2 separate regions of the Homo sapiens genome follow, and region 2 is linked to region 1. A link is a loop called in an ENCODE intact Hi-C map of the cell type or tissue named here. Cell type or tissue: GM12878. All regions are shown on one strand.

Region 1 (8,000 bases):
CACCAAGTTAAAGAGGAATAACAGACATGAAAGAATCAAGTGGGAAAAGAACATTTTGGATCCCGAAAGAGCAGGCTGCTTGTCGGAGTTCTAACGAACCGAAACAAAATAAGTAGTAGCTCCTTAAGCCTCTTTTCTAACACTGCTGGGATTGGTTAGTGTAGAGAAAAGCATTGAAATTGCAAAAGAAAAAAATGCTTATTGTTCCTATGTTCAATTTGTTATTTAATATAACTTGTTTTTTAGGAATTTAATAAAAAAAAAGGGAGGGCATCATTAATTTTACATTCTGCAAGAAAATGAAAAATGATCTGCTGATTAGTGATGTGCAATTTGTTCCTTGAACATCTCCAGTAATGTGTGAATGTCACATTACATAACACTTATAATGATTAAACCAGAAGATGAAATAAGATAGGATAGATCTTGTGTTCTTTCCTTGACTGGTGGACAACTCATCTCATTAATCTCTCTTTGGCTTGCAGCCTTAAATTGAATAAGCCGTGTTACTGGGGGAGATTTATGGCCAAAAGACTTAGCAGCCTCACTGAGGAAATCTTATAGCACCATTTTGAGAGCTCTCCAAGATAATTCTTGGGATTTGTATTAATTGTAGCTTGTCATAAAACATTGCCCAAACCAGAAATGAGCAATGAACCTTCTCAGGAACTTAATATTACAGCAACATTGAAAATATGCACTTCTTGATGTTCCATCTCATGAGATGTTAAAACATTCTGAGTCCCAATTTAAAATTATTATATTAGAAATGGTAGCTTCAGTAGAGTGGGAAATGATAGCTTCAGTAGAGTGGGAAATGATACACTGATACACCTGGGCACTGAGGAATGTTTGTAGAAAACCAGTGGGCTTTCAATATCACAAGGGCAGTCCTTCGCAGAGCAGTGAGCAGGATGTCCCTATGAAATGTTTGTAGAAAGAATGAACCAACTGGTAACCATGAGTCCTCTTTTTAAAATATAAGTTCTCTTTGTGGTTGAATTTCTGACACTTGGTGTATAAGTACCAGTAAGTAAGATTGGCTTACTTGTTGCAATTTTTAAAGGAAGTGCCTTGCCACAGCCAGAACCAGTGGCCTGGAACTAAAGTTGAAAAGAGGTTAGATTTAATAAGTCATCCAATATATACAAGATTTCCCTTTAGCAGTCATCAGTAAGCCTTGCTTGATGACTTATTCCATTTGGGGTGTTCACTTCCTCTCACCGTAGCATGTTTATTACTGGACTCTGGGCTCCTTGAATGCGATTCTGTGCCCTTTTCTGTAGCCCCACATGTCAGTTATGCACAGGACACACTAAATGCTCAACAAACACTTTCTGATATATAAAACCAAAATTATTGTTTATATGAAGTCAAAATCTACCTCCTTGAACTTCCATTTGGTGGACCTAGTTCTATCTTCTGCACAAAAATAAACATGTCAACTCCCTCTTCCCTGTGAGTATTTTGAGGCTTAATCACTCCTCAAGTCTTCTCTGTGCCAGATTAATCCCTAGTTCCCTAAATTAATTATTTTCTTAAGCTGCCATGTCAATCATTTTGTGCTTCCTGGTCAACTAAAACCTCAGGTTTTTCTTAAGTAATATAAAGGAAACATTTCCCCTCATCTTTTATTGGAGTCATGTTTTCCTTTTAATCTTTTTAACTGAATCCTACTTACCATTTTCAATTTTAATGATACTGCTTAACCAATCTTTCTACCTTACTGAGAGTTTTTCAAATGCTGATTTTGCCAATAATGCTGTTACCATGGTGTTGTATCTTTTGCAGATTTGATCAACAGTACTGGCATCAGAAAAACACAGATGCTTTGGTAGGTGTCATCAGGGTCCTCATCTCTCCCTATGCTGGCATTGATCTATCACCTTATGTGATCTTTAGCCCCATACAAATTCTCATATGGCATTAGAAGTAACTTTAGAAAATATTAAATCCATTTGTCCTCTCTATTGATACTATACATGAGGAAACTGAGTCCCAAAGAGCCCATGGCCACATTACTGGTTAATAGAAACACTCATATTAGAACTAAGGTCCAAGTGACACCAAAGGCAGGTGTCCTTTCCTGTTTATCATAGCTGCCAGTCTTTATATTATTCACAAGGTCAATGCAAGAAACATTTAAACATCTCGTTGGAATCCCAACATATTGTGATAGGTTTCCTATTACGTGAGGGTTATGTACCACTGTCAATTAGAAGATAAAGCAAAGTGGTGGCCTTTTTTATCTCTTATTCTAAGATCTTCAGTAAAATTCCTTCTGTTTCTAAATATAAAGCTTTAAAACAGGCTATATTGATGTTGCGAAAGAACTGGTACATTATAAGTAGAAGTGTGTGTGTATGTGTGTGAGGGAGGGGTATACACATATGCACGTGCTTTATATCATAATTAAAGAGTGGAAGAAACAGGATTCTTTACTGGTCAATGAAAACTTTTCAGAGGAAGGCAAACTGGTCATTTATACAAAACCGTTTGTGGAGCATGTAGACTTCCTTTGCACTCACTAAGAAAGCACTCTTTTTAACGAGGGACTATACATTTGTTCAATGAAAAGAAAATAGCTCTTTGTACCTTGCTAACGGAATTGCTAACTATTCTTCAGATAGGAGTCTCATTGTTCCCACTATTCAGTATTTAAATACACATAATGTCATGTCTTTACTGCCATTAGTCAGTATTTTCAAAGAGCTCTTTTTATTAAATTTCTGAAACCCAGGACCAAAGAACACTTTCTCTTAGGTATATATTATTTGTTAGAATGGAAACAATCAATACATTTTCAGAGTCAAAAAGCACTGGGAAACAGTTTCTTTTTTGGTCTGAGCATATTTTTTATTAAAAAAAAAACCTTTGAAATATTTTGTTTTATCAGAATTGTTTGTAGGGAAAATGTAAACCTCACTATTGTTTAACTGCAGTCCAAAGAGGACTATCATATTGCACTTCTAATCAAAAAATAAATTGAACATAGTGGTAGGCTTACAGAAAGAGAGAGAATTAGATTTGATTAGATTAGCTTTAACCTGCCCGGAATAAAACTGTCTGCCTTTCCTGTTATTTGTCAGTGTTTATAGCGGGTTTCATCTACAATGCTTTCACTATTATTTCTGGGCGGTAAAAGGCAGTCAAGCAGAAAAGACACTCATAAATGTCAGAAAAGAGTAAGTTTTTTTTTGCATTTCAAGGGCTTTGAAGGTCAAGTTCAACCCACTTAACGGAAGCAGAGTGATGGGTATGTGGTAGCATGTTGTTAGCTGCTGCGTTTAGGCATATAATTTATGTGAAGTTAATGCACTTGTCCATCACTCTAAGAAAGCAAAAGGTCCTGGGAAGATTCTATTTATTTTATTCATTTTGTTCAACTTTTAGAAGGTAAAATAATTCAAATTTCCATAATTTGTGATGGAAAAGTCACATGTTTAACTTGTTAACAGCTGAGCAGGGTAGAGCACTGTAATACTTCCCTGACTCTTCCTGTTGTAATTTGTTTCTTCTTCTGAGCAGCTGCCCCACTCCATGCTGGGCAAAGGAAGAGCTCTGTTAAGCATTTTTGCAAACCAGTGGGCATTTTTTTTTTCCTCTGGAAGCCTTTATTGAGATGTTTTCTTTTTCTTTTTCTCTATGAGGCTTTATTTTTTCCCACCAGGGAGCCTGAGCAATTATAGTTTAAAGCTACCGAAGATAGGTATGTTCTTTGATATCAAAGAGCTTCTTGAAGATTTTTCAAACTAAAGAGACCCAAAGGTTGTATTTTAAGGTGTTACTAGCATGGCCCTTTGTAGTTGAAAACTCTCAGAATGTCTACCAAGTGTATTATGCTTTGTTTGGAAATGTTGGACCTCGGTACTATTGCATTTGGTAAAAGGCAGGGTGTTAGAATCTGTGTGTATGTGTGTTCCTACTGCTGCTCAGTGGAGTCTCTGTAGTTGCAAATTGTTTCCCTAGTGATGTAGGATGACTAGAGAGAGAATAGGGAGTAAGGAATAAAATCGACATTTATTGAGCACTCACTATGTGCTAGAGGCATAATGTATGTAGGGGATAGAAAATCTTATCTCTATTCTTTTGGTTTTGTTCCCACCTTGAATTGAATTGACATAGACAGATCAATGGGAGAAAAATGTATTTAATACAAATTTTAGGTGGCACAGGATCCTTCATGAGGAAATGAAGACCCAAAGACACAGTTATTGTTGAAGACTTACATACTGAACTGGAAAAGGAATAGTGAGCTGTGAAAAAGAAAATAATTATGTGGAGAGACTAGAAGATAAGACTTATTTTAACAAGGTTAGTACAGAATTTTCTTAGTCTCAGCTTCCTGTCCGTGATGATAAGAATGTTGCTTTCTTTCTACTATAGGGAGGGATCTTTCACATGAAATCCATAGGGGAATTTCACCTCCTGCTTTTGGGAAACAGATGGAGGGTCGGAGTGATCTTGCACCTCCTATTTTTTAAGTGCTTTTAGCTCAAAATAATTATGCCAAAGTAGCATATGTGGGGGTGGTGTGTTCTGAACGTTTTTATGCATCTTATTTCTTTCAATCCTCATTTACTCTGAGAAATGGCAGGTTACTATCCTCATGTTCCTGATTAGAGAATCAGAAAGGGAAAGTTTACTTGCCTTTGAGTCAAAACTGGTTTCTTTAACATCCATGGTTGCCTCACTAGAATAGTCTCCAGAGGGGAGGAAGTGGAGGAAAAAGAATGAAAACTAGGAAAGCAAAGCAAACTTCTTGGGAAGTGTGTGTGTCTGTGTGAAAATACATTTTTGTGCAATGAAATGGTTTGAGTACTGTAGCTCTGAGTTCTTTCGTAGCTTTGAGAACTTTTACCACTAAATGGTAGAAATTCAGTTGTTCTCTTTTCTTTCTAAGGAAATGTCTTTGGGTCACCCCATTGAGGTGCTAACTTGCTGCCTCTTTCCTGGACTTCTTTTCTCCCATCGACCCTTCTCTTCTTCTATTCGTCAATTCTCAATCTGCAAATTCCTGTTGCCTTTCATATGTAGAAAATTCAATTCTCTCTTTGTTTTTACTGTCCATTTCCAGACCATGCTTTATCTTAGAAACCCCAAATGTCCATAGCAGTGTTTTACTAAACGATGAACCATGAATGTGTATTTAACCAATGAGTGTTGAGTGCCACCTGTATATCAGATATTATACTGGGATGACATAGTGGCAACCAAAACAGACACAGTTCCAGCCCTTGTAGAATTTCAACTCTGATGAGAAAGAAAGGCATTGTGTTATTTTATAATAAATATATTCTAGTTTTTCCCCTTTATACTTTCTGCTGCCATCAACTTTATTATTTTGGGAGAAAAGATTAAATTTCAACCCTATATCTTGTATGGTGCAGTTGCCCCATAAATGTGTGTTGATTGGTGAAAAACATCAAATCTCTTTAGCCCTCATATTTTCTTGTCACAAAAGTATTACTAATATTTTGTATTAAATGGTCATTGAAGAAAATCATCATGTGTAGTTGAGCATCAGCATTGGTCAGCATCTGTATAGAACTTGAAAGCCTATAAAGGGAGGACTTTTATGGACTTTATCAGAAGCAAGCTTCATAAATCTGTGGAGAAGGGGCTCTTCTCTCCATTTTGCAGTTGAGAAATCAGTAGATAGGAACTAATTTGTCCAAGGTGGAGATGAGAATCTCATCTCTCCTGTCTCTAAATCATCTTTTCTTTTGACTATATTGTCTCTTGACAATAATTTAAAAGTATCTCAATATCCACAGCAATAATTATTTTTTGCCTGAAAATTACAGGAGCAGATTATTTCATTCATTTAATGTATTGATTCACCAACATCTCTTGCACATCTAATATGTGCCAAATAATAAGTTTCCAGAGCCAGGGGTATGTTGTCCTTTTCCTTAAGGCATTGTATTCTAACTTATTGGGGTAGACAGAAATATGACTAAATAAATACAGGATCCTTATTTAGGATATAGAAGGACACATGACATAAGTATAGAATAAGATATCCTTGTGGTATAATGGAAAGATCATTAGCTTTTTAGGTGCGCCTGGTTTGAATCTTGACATCACCAGTTACTAGCTGTTAATTTGAGCAAATCATTCATCTTTTTAATGAACAGTTGTCTCAACTATGAAGTGGGGGATAAAGGTATTTACATACATTGTAGTTGTAAAGATCAGAGGTGATATGTGTACGAGACCTAGCATGATTTCAGAAACATAGTAGATGCTCAATTAATGGTACTGCAATTTTATCATGTCTATTATACAGATATATAATTTGTACTGTATCTGTTTGTTTTTTACCTACATATCTAAATTTTCTTCTCTATCTATCTGTCTATTCCTCAAGAATCAAGAGACTAACTTCCCGAAGAGACAGAAGAACAGCTAGGAGAAGTATCAGAGAAGTAAAGTTTCTAGGGTTGTACAAAAACTTAAGTTTTGTACAGAAAAAAAAACTATACTAATATATGTGGCAATTGAAAAGTATGGAATTTATCAAGAACCACAAAAAGCTTACCATGGTTAAAGTATAGGGTACAAGTTTGGGAGGCTGAGAGATGAGGCTGGAGGAACAGTCAGAGGTCAGATTATGAAGGGGCTTTTATAACATGTTAAGACACTTGGACTTTATCTTGCCATATAGACAACTCCCTCTCACCTAAGTAGGAAATGACAAGCTGGCAATTAAAGTGCTTCAAATAACGTATCTTAGTATGTGGAATCCTTAATTGTGTAGAAAGAGGAGAAAATCTATCTAAAAACTTACCCAAGAAACCAACACATGGTATATACTGAACAAGAATCCTTACGATTGATGGGCAAAGGAGAGGTGAGATTTCTAGTGAAATATAAAATTAGAAAGTATCATAAACCAAATCCCAGAAGCAGCATGCAGGGCTGAAATGTTATAGGCCAAAGCACCCTCGGGCAAATTTTGTCCATTACATGGTAAGTTCTAAAGCAGCAGGGACAAGGCTCAGAGTAACTAAACCCGGATGGAACACCTGCAGTTTTTCCCTGAACGTCAGCATAAATATTTGACATGTCTTCCTTTCTGTGAAGGGGCCCTGTCCCAGTGGGAGTGGTGTCTGGTATCCCTTAGCAGAAGTATTTGTTTTCTTAAGCTTTTCTTTATGTCCTAGAGGTGGATTCTAAAAGTCCCTAACGTATTTTGATTTTGAATTTTCACAAAAGTATTTTTTTCTTTCACAGTAATTCAGTATAAAAGGCAATAAAAGTGATGTATCCAGAAATATTCAGGACCTGCTATCAGCACCACATGGGAATAAACTATCTTGCCACTTGCACATCCCATGGGAAAAAAGAATCACAATCCACATATAGGAAATATTGCATGTGTTTGCCTCCGTTTTGCTTGTATTGTCTGCTCTGCTGAAAGGCAGATTTTTTGCAGATAAAAGCTGCCCTGCGTTGGTGAACTGCTCACCTATTTTACTCAGGAAGAAAAGGCTTTGTGAAAATCAGGAGCAAAGCCTGATTTGCAGAATACCATCTAAAAATAAAATGCATAAAAATGTCAAAATATGCTAAGAATACAGGGCCACCTTCATGCTTTGAAAAATTACCTAGCAAATTCAGCAAATGCTGTTTTTAAGTGAATGTAAATTATGTGTTTTCGAAGTTTCATCTTGTGAATTGGTGGCTAGGTGCTGAAGGAGACATGAGGGTGTGGAGGCGGCCTTTCTCTTCTTGCTGCACTAGGGCAATAGATCTGTGGTTAAAGCAGATGAACTGGGAAGCTCTTGATCAGGCATACGAAATACCCAGATTCTTGTATATTTTCTAGTTTGTGTGCACAAGGCTTCTGGCTTGGCTGCTTTTGCCAGTGGGGAAGCATTAGTGAACAAAACAGATACAGCTTCCAGTTTTCAAGAGCTCACAGTCTAGCAAGTCACTGCAACTTTAAAAAGGGGATGTACATGTGTGGTTTAAAGTATGGTGGGTAAAGCCTT
Region 2 (8,000 bases), 100 kb before region 1:
ACTACAAGTGGCAGTGAAGCATTTACTTACTCCAAAGGAACTCTGGAGTACTTTGCAATCCTGCTGGAAGGCAGGGGAGATGTGGGTGGCCACACAGAGTCAGAGGATGTCAACATGCAGACATCTGTGTAGGCATCTGAGTTATGCTGATCGAAGACTCTCTTCTCACTCTTTAGTTTCCCCACTCCAAACACACACACACACGCACACACACACAAACACACACAACCTCAGAAAACCGTGGTGAGCAGCCCTGTGTCTACAGATACCCACTCCTGGCAATGTCCATGTAGCTAACTTCCGGTCACCATGTCCGTCCCAGGATTGCCTTGAGCCTCTATACCTCCCTCCAGCCTCCAGGCTTTTGATATAGAGACCTAGACATTTGGATTTTGTTTTTGTTTTTTTCCAGAAAATCTCTCTGAGACTCAACGCTTAGGTAATGTGGAACTCAGAACCTGACTATTTTTTTTCAAAGAAAGGAGCAGTCATGAACAGCCTATGAATAGATATAAGTAGATGCAGAAATAATCTGTATGGGCCAGGCGCGGTGGCTCACGCCTGTAAGCCCAGCACTTTGGGAGGCCGAGGTGGGTGGATCACGAGGTCAGGAGTTCGAGACCAGCCTGGCTAACATGGTGAAACCCCATCTCTACTAAAAATACAAAAATTAGCTGGTTGTGGTGGCGGGTGCCTGTAATCCCAGTTACTCAGGAGGTTGAGGCAGGGGAATTGCTTGAACCCGGAAGGCGGAGGTTGCAGTGAGCTGAGATCACACCACTGCACTCCAGCCTGGATGACAGAGCAAGACTCCATCTCAAAAAAAAACATCTGTATGTATTTAGTAGGTAAGGGTGAAAATGATTATTATAGTGTGTGTGGGAGTGGGAGGAAATTAGCCCATGTACTATTGGACTGGTGATGTTTCTAAGGGATTGTTGTATATGCGAAATTGATCTTCCATTTACCTACTCTTTTAAGCACTTGGGCCTGGTCAGTTGACAAGGTAAAGTTGACCCTTGAACAATATGGGAGTTAGGGGCACTGATCCCTATACAGTGGAAAATTTGTGTTTAACTTTTGACTCTCCCCCAAAACCTAACTATAATAGACTACTACTGACTGGAAGCTTTACCAGTAACATAAACAATTGATTAATACATAAAAATGTTATTAAGAAAACCATAAAGAAAATAAAATGAATTCATTATTCATTAACTGCCAGTGGATCATGATAAAGGTCTTCATCCTCATTGTCTTCATGTAGAGGATGAGGAACCAGAAGAGGACAATTGGTCTTGCTGTCTCAGGGTTGTCAGAGGTGGAAGAAAATCCACATATTAGTGGGCCTGCACACTTCAATCCCATGCTGCTCAAGGGTCCAAAGGAACTTTGGAGTACTTTGTAATCCTGCTGGAAGGCATGGGAGATGTGGGTGGCCACACAGGGTCAGAGGATGTCAACATGGAGACCCCTGCATAGGCATTTGAATTATGCTGTACTAGCTTCTGGTGGGCAGCAGGCCTGGAGCCAGTCTCTCTGGTAGAGTTGGATGGGGCCAAGAGGGTATAAGTCTTACTCCTTCTTCCCATAGGAGAATGGAAAGGGAGCTTCCTTAAGGGATCCTGGCCCTGCAGGGCTGTATGGTCTCACAGGCAAGGGTGCCTATCTGCTGGGAGAAAATGCTTTGTGTGCTCATATTCATGCAAGTAAGTTCTTAGATTATTGTCTTACATAAAGTGATTTGTACCCTTTGCCTATGGTTACCACCACCACCCCTGTGATAAGTCCATAGCTTCCCAAACTCCAGGCACATAGAACCTTTCTGCCTTTTTTGGATCCACCTCTGTATGCAGTGGCTCTGGACTTCTTGGTGTCCCCACATTGGTCTGGGCTGAACCTGACAGGCCAATAGACAAGGGAGTGAACTATGGATGTACTCAAGTTCATTAAGTCACACGTCATTGTGCTTAGTGAATGTGGCAATCTGAGACAAATACGCCCTTTGATGAATAGAGAGTAGAATGACTAATAAGAGATCAGAAGCCAGCAAAGAGTAAATCCAATAACAACAACAAGAATGTAGAGTTTGAAATTTCTTAAGTTTAAATGAGAATGTTAGCTTATTTTGCAAATAGCTTTGTCTTTTTCTGACCCCTCCTCCCACCATGTGGAGGTATGGAGGAGAGAAAGGCTCTTGCAGAAAAGTATAAGCGGTGCAAGTGGAGAGTGCTGCAGAGATGGAGATGGAGGCCAGGTCTGCTGGTGAAGGGTCTTATAGTCCAGGCTAAGATGTTAAGCATACCTTAGAGGCATGAAAGAATCTCTGAGGGCCATTAAGTGGGGACCGAAATTCTAAAAGCTCAATTCTTAGCCTGGTTGGGGGATCAATTTCTAGTTATTGGATCACAGTGGACTGAATTCTGAGAGCTCAGTGTGACAGATAAAGGAAAGTTTGTCAGATGGATACTGTTTTCTTTATAAGAATCTTCTGACTTTTGGGGTAGAGTTTAACCCCTCATTTTAAAGCAACTCATTATGTCTCGTTGGTATTTAATGAAACGAAAATAATGTAGTATGTGACACTCATGACATTTCACCTGTAAAGTAATTTATGGTAATTTGTCCTAGAGTGTTCTATCATAGGTTGATAGGATTCAAGGACTATATACTTGTTTTCTACCCTAATAGATAGGAGGGTGGAGTAGGATGAGAGGCAGGCTCAGAGATAGGAAGAAAGGATTTTTTCATAGCAATGCAAAACTGTTAGAAAAGTGCATGGTACTCCAACCTTTCAGCCTAGTGACTTCTTGCTGCCGTGGAGTGGCTGCAGTTTCCTTCTTTGCAAGTTTGGAGCATACGCCCAGATGCTGGAAGGATTTGGTTTACATTATATTGAAAAATAAAACAAGACAAGTCAAGTAAAACAAAACATTAGCAAATAAAACCCATAAGCAAACACAAATAAAATGATTTAGTGAGGTAATTTCTCACAAATTTCAGAATTTCCCACAATCGTACAGAAATGGTTCTTGCCTGTGGCTCACATGGGCTTCAAGAATTTAATTTACCCGTGTTGATCAGATGTGTAAAATAATGGTTCCATCATTGGTTGCAAAAACTTCAGGTGTTGGATTTTGGAAGTATTTACTTACAGAGGTCTCATCATTGTAAGGTAAAGCTTTTTAGCCATCCAGGCCAAATGGTGGGATTGAGATTCCATCTGCCATTGTTCTTACGGACATCTAAAAAGAGCAAGAAAGGGGTTTTTATATTTATTTGATATTTATACTCCCATCCCCAGAAGCCCATTTAAAAATTGGTATTGGTTCTGGTAGCAGAAAAAGTGGAAGTGAAATTAGAGTATAGAAACTTATTTCTCAAAGTGTGGTCTGCAGACTGGCCACATCAGCATCACTTGGGAGCTTGTTAAAAATTCAGAGTTGCTGGCCCCACACCATCTCACTGAACCAGAAACTGCATTTTACCATGATCCTCAGATAATCTGTCTGCACATTAATGTTTGAGAACCACTGAATGGGGAATACCTTTTTAGGAAGCATGGTCATGAAGAAAGTGGAGTGGTTGTGGAGAAGGTCCTAGCTAGAGATGGAGCATGAGGTCAGGGCATTTGTTTGTCTTAAAAAAATTTAGACAAGCCTTGAGCATGTTTATACTTGTGGAGAAGGAGACCTTTGAAGTAACCAGACACCAAAAGACAAATACCATATGATCTCACTCTTACGTGGATTCTAAAAAAAAAAAAGAATTGATATCATAGAAACAAACCGAGTAGAACCACAGTTACTAGGATACTAGGAATTGGGGAGGTATGGGAGGCGAGGAGGATGGGGAGAGGATGGTCAACAGGTACAAAGTTACAATTAGGAAGACTGCGTTCCGGTGTTCTATTGTACAGAAGGGTGACAGTGGTTAACAGTTAAGATGTGATATATTATAAAATAGCTAGAAGATAGGCTTTTGAGAATGTCCTCACCATGTATAAATGATAAATACATGAGGTGATGGTCATGCTAAATACCATGATTTGACCATTATACAACATATATATGTATCAAAACATCAATTGTACCCCATAAATATGTAAAATTACAATGTGTCAACTAAAAAATAAGAAAAGAAGTTGAAGAGAAAGAAGAGGTGGCTGAGGTCCCTGGGGAGCTAGAGGGCTGAGATGTGGTCATAGGAGGGAAAGTAGACTAAAGTGGATGAATGACACTTGTTCTCCTGAAATGAGAGGGAAGGAAGAGCGGGTAGGCTGCATGTAAATTAGCTTGTGTATTGAGGAAACTGGAAAATTGAGAGTAGTAAAAAATGGTGACTTATTTTTACCGATGATGGAGGTGGAGTCACTTTTTGAGCATAAAGGGGCAGACCTGGTCATGGGATTTCAGAAAAGTTCAGGGCCCCTTAGAAAAACACACTGATGGGTATGGGAAAGAACAGGTGGGGGTAAGGGGGCCTGAGTTATAGGTTGCTTTGGTCTCCCCCTTGTACAATTCAAAACACCTTTCAGATATGTAGAATGGAAGAAGTACCCAACATTGATGTATATTAAATTCCAGCCCTGAACATCATATAATTAAAGAAACTAATATAATACTGATATAAAATGTGGGACTGTTTTGACTGTATTGGTACTTTCTTTTTCCCAAAAAGGCAGAGCTGCTTTTGCATATGAACTCATTTTCTTCAAAATCCATTATCCTCATGTGAGAGATGTAGAATTTTGGGCACAGAAAACATGACAAATTTTGCCTGTAGTCCTGAACTGAGATTGGTACCAGGCTCTGCTGGCTTCCAGCTATTTCATTTCATGATTTATCAAGAGCTGCTCTCTAGTCGACTTGGAAAAAGAGTTTTTGAAGAGTCCTGCTCTCACAGGACATCTGTGAGAATGCCGAAGGAGAAGGTAAAGAGAGGCACGCTTCAATATTTTATTATCTCAACCCACAGCCTTAAAGGTCTCCTCGATTGTCTCTGCCTACAGGAAGGCTCAGCTGCTTTTTATCATTCCGTTGGGGCCTTGTTTCAGGGGCTTGTGTTTTGGTAAGAAGATGTTTTGTTTCTGAGGACAGCTGGTTAAAATGCACTGCCTTAACTGGAATATTCACAGGTATGTTCTTCTCGGCACTGTGAATCATTTTTCAAAGCTTTTCATGGCTTCTGCTCTTTGATCAGGATAAATCATGCCACAGTGAGACTGGAATCCACTTTCATAGACTCCCAGGTGTCCTTGTTCTCACCCACTGGTCTTTACTTCTCTGAAGAGCCTGACCTTATGAATTAAATTCTTTCCGATTGTAACATTAGTCAGAGGAATTGGGGAACTGGGGACTTTTGTTTATTAATCCTTTTATCTTCTGCTTTTTTGCCCAGAAAGGTCATTTTTCAATTTCCCCAGAAGGTAATTCTACTTCTCTTAGTAATTCTCAACAAATGCTAAGCTTAGGACATTTATATAAAAGCCAGAATAAACATTAAGTTTAGAAGTGTCATATAAAAACTAGAAACAAGCTTTTGTGCTTCTGAGTATAACTTAAATTAGGTAGAAAAAATATCTAATAATAAAAGTAGATTCTTCTACCCTGTGTAGGGTCCACAAAGGAAAAAATATGGCCTCTTCTTTTTAGGAGTCTAGATCCCACTTTCTCAAAGTGCCTTCCTTCATGTGTAGCCACCCCACTTCCAGTCTACATTGGGGACCCCCACCATTAGAAAATGTCTTTATTTATTTATTTTTAATTGTCAAAAGATTGTATATATTTGTCACACACATGTTGTTTTGAAGTGTGTACATTGTGGAATGGCTAAATTGAGCTAATTACCATAAGTACCAACTCACATTAAGCCTCCCTTCTTTATCTTCTCTTAGCGTCCTTGATTTCCTCCACAACATTTAACATAACTACGGTATATTTATTTGAATAAATATTGGTTTAACTGCTTCCTCCCTGCCACCCCAGACTCTGAGTCCCATGATGGCAAAAGCCTTGGTAGCTGTAGTAGATACTACATATATCTTTGTGGAATGAATAATAATAATACTAGTGGAGAATATTTGTTGTGCTTATGATGCACCAGGGACTGGGCTAACTGTGTTACTCATCCTATCTTACTGATCCTCTGTCTTAGCCTGCTTAAGTTGCCATAACAAAATACCATAGACTAGGTGGCTTAAACAACAGAAATGTGTTTTCTTGCAGTTCTGGAGGCTAGAAGTTCAATATCAAGGGTCCAGTGATTTGATTTCTAGTGAGGACTTTCTTCATGGCCTCCTTCTTACTGTATCCTCACGTGGTAGAGAGAGAGTGAACAGGTTATCTGGTGTCTCTTCTTACAAGAACCTTAATCTTATAGGACCAGGTCCCCACACTTCTGACTTCATTTAATTTTAATTACTTTCTTACTCCTAATATAGCCACACTGGAGGTCAGGACTCCCATAGATACATTTTGAGGGAACACATAGCAATCCATAAAACCCACCTAACCACCCTAATGAAGTAGGCACTATGATCATCTCTGTTATACAGATGAGACCCTAAGGCTTAGACCAGGGAGCTTTCTCAAGGTCACATGAGTAAGTGAACAAGCTGGGGCAAGGTTGTAGGTCTTATTTACTCAAATCTGGGTTCATAAAGATATAAAGATCTGAACTGGTTACATATACTTTCTGTTTGGAAGAAATGTAATCTGAGATATAGAGTACGAGCTTAAAGGACTATTATATATGCAAGGAAGAAAGTTTATAGGCTAAAAGAGTGGTTCTCAAACCTTGCGTTTTAGGACCCTTCTACATTCTTAAGAAAAGTATTAAGGATCTCAAAAAGCTTTTGTTTATGTAAGTTGTATCTGTTGATATTTATAGATAGCATTAGAAATTAAAACTAGAAATATTTTTAAATATTTAATTTATTTCAAAGTAATAATAAACCCATTACATGTTAATACAAATAATATATATTTATGAAAAATAATTATATTTCCCAAAATAAAAAATTTAAGACATTTAAGACATTTTTTGCAACTCTGTCTCAGGTCTGTCTTAAGAGAAGACATAGATATGGATTCTCACATCTGCTTCTGGATTTACTCTGTTGCAATATGTTGTATTGGTAAAAGTAGATGAAAATTCAGCCTCACACAAATGTTATTGGAAAAAGGAGGAGTATTTGATCAGCCTTTTCAGATAATTGTGGACATTCTGTTTTGTTACTACAGCAAAACTCCAATTGGTAGTTTTCTAAAGGTTAGTTGCGATGTGAAATCTGAAACGGAATCAATGAACTTTTCATATTCTGTTACTTTGAAATCCACTGGTCTAGCTTGCACTTTGAATGGATTTTTCACTCATGCATGATTTTGTAACATCTTGCATTGGTCATTTGAAAATATCAGTTCACTGAGTTAATACAGATCTTTGAGATGTTGACACATTTCATTATACAATATCCAAAAATCACATTCCTTAATATTACCACTCAAATATCTCATCAGAAAAGGCTTTATGTACTGGGAAGCTTTCAAGCCCATGATGGCAGATGTGAGTTTTACAAAATCCGAATTTTTGCTTGAAAACAAGGTTTTTATCATTGGCATCAATGACTATTAGTTGTTTTTCTTAAAGTGTTAAGATTATTTCATTCATTTAGAAGAAAACATCTGCCAACTGCCCACATATAAATAACTTTACTTGGTTAATTTTCCTTTCAGGAAAAAATTATGTTCATGAAAAAAGCAATTATTTGAGTTTGCAACTCAAACAATTGCACAAGTGCTTTTCCTTGTGACAACCACTGTATTTACGTGTGTAGTAGAAGTGCTTTATACATTTTCCCATTTCATCACACAGAATATTAAAAAGAATGTGTACTCAAGGTTTAATAAAATTAATAATTCTTACTTCTCCTTCAAGGACATTCTTAATTGAAACTAGTATTTATTTTATTGAGAGTACCTGGCTGTGAAGAGTACATG

The links. Hi-C counts contacts between places; a loop is a spot of excess contacts. Peaks named below come from ENCODE experiments on the same cell type or tissue, not always from the same donor. Only the 100,000 strongest peaks of a DNase experiment are listed, where the experiment ranks them.
Region 2: a loop joins it to region 1, with 2.3 times the contacts of the local background. A loop is called at or near these places in 1 of 110 quality-filtered maps.

What each region holds. Positions count from the first base shown.
Region 1 is chr1:76,291,501-76,299,500 of GRCh38, forward strand. The region is part of intron 1 of ST6GALNAC3 (ST6 N-acetylgalactosaminide alpha-2,6-sialyltransferase 3); the gene reads left to right. Among named protein-coding and RNA genes, the nearest start is that of ST6GALNAC3, 220 kb to the left of the region's middle. In GM12878, no CTCF peak of the experiment used is centred here; DNase peaks (open chromatin) are centred at 1,078 and 3,181.
Region 2 is chr1:76,187,543-76,195,542 of GRCh38, forward strand. All of the region lies in intron 1 of ST6GALNAC3 (ST6 N-acetylgalactosaminide alpha-2,6-sialyltransferase 3), which reads left to right. Among named protein-coding and RNA genes, the nearest start is that of ST6GALNAC3, 120 kb to the left of the region's middle. In GM12878, no CTCF peak of the experiment used is centred here; a DNase peak (open chromatin) is centred at 3,449; H3K27me3 peaks cover 132 bases.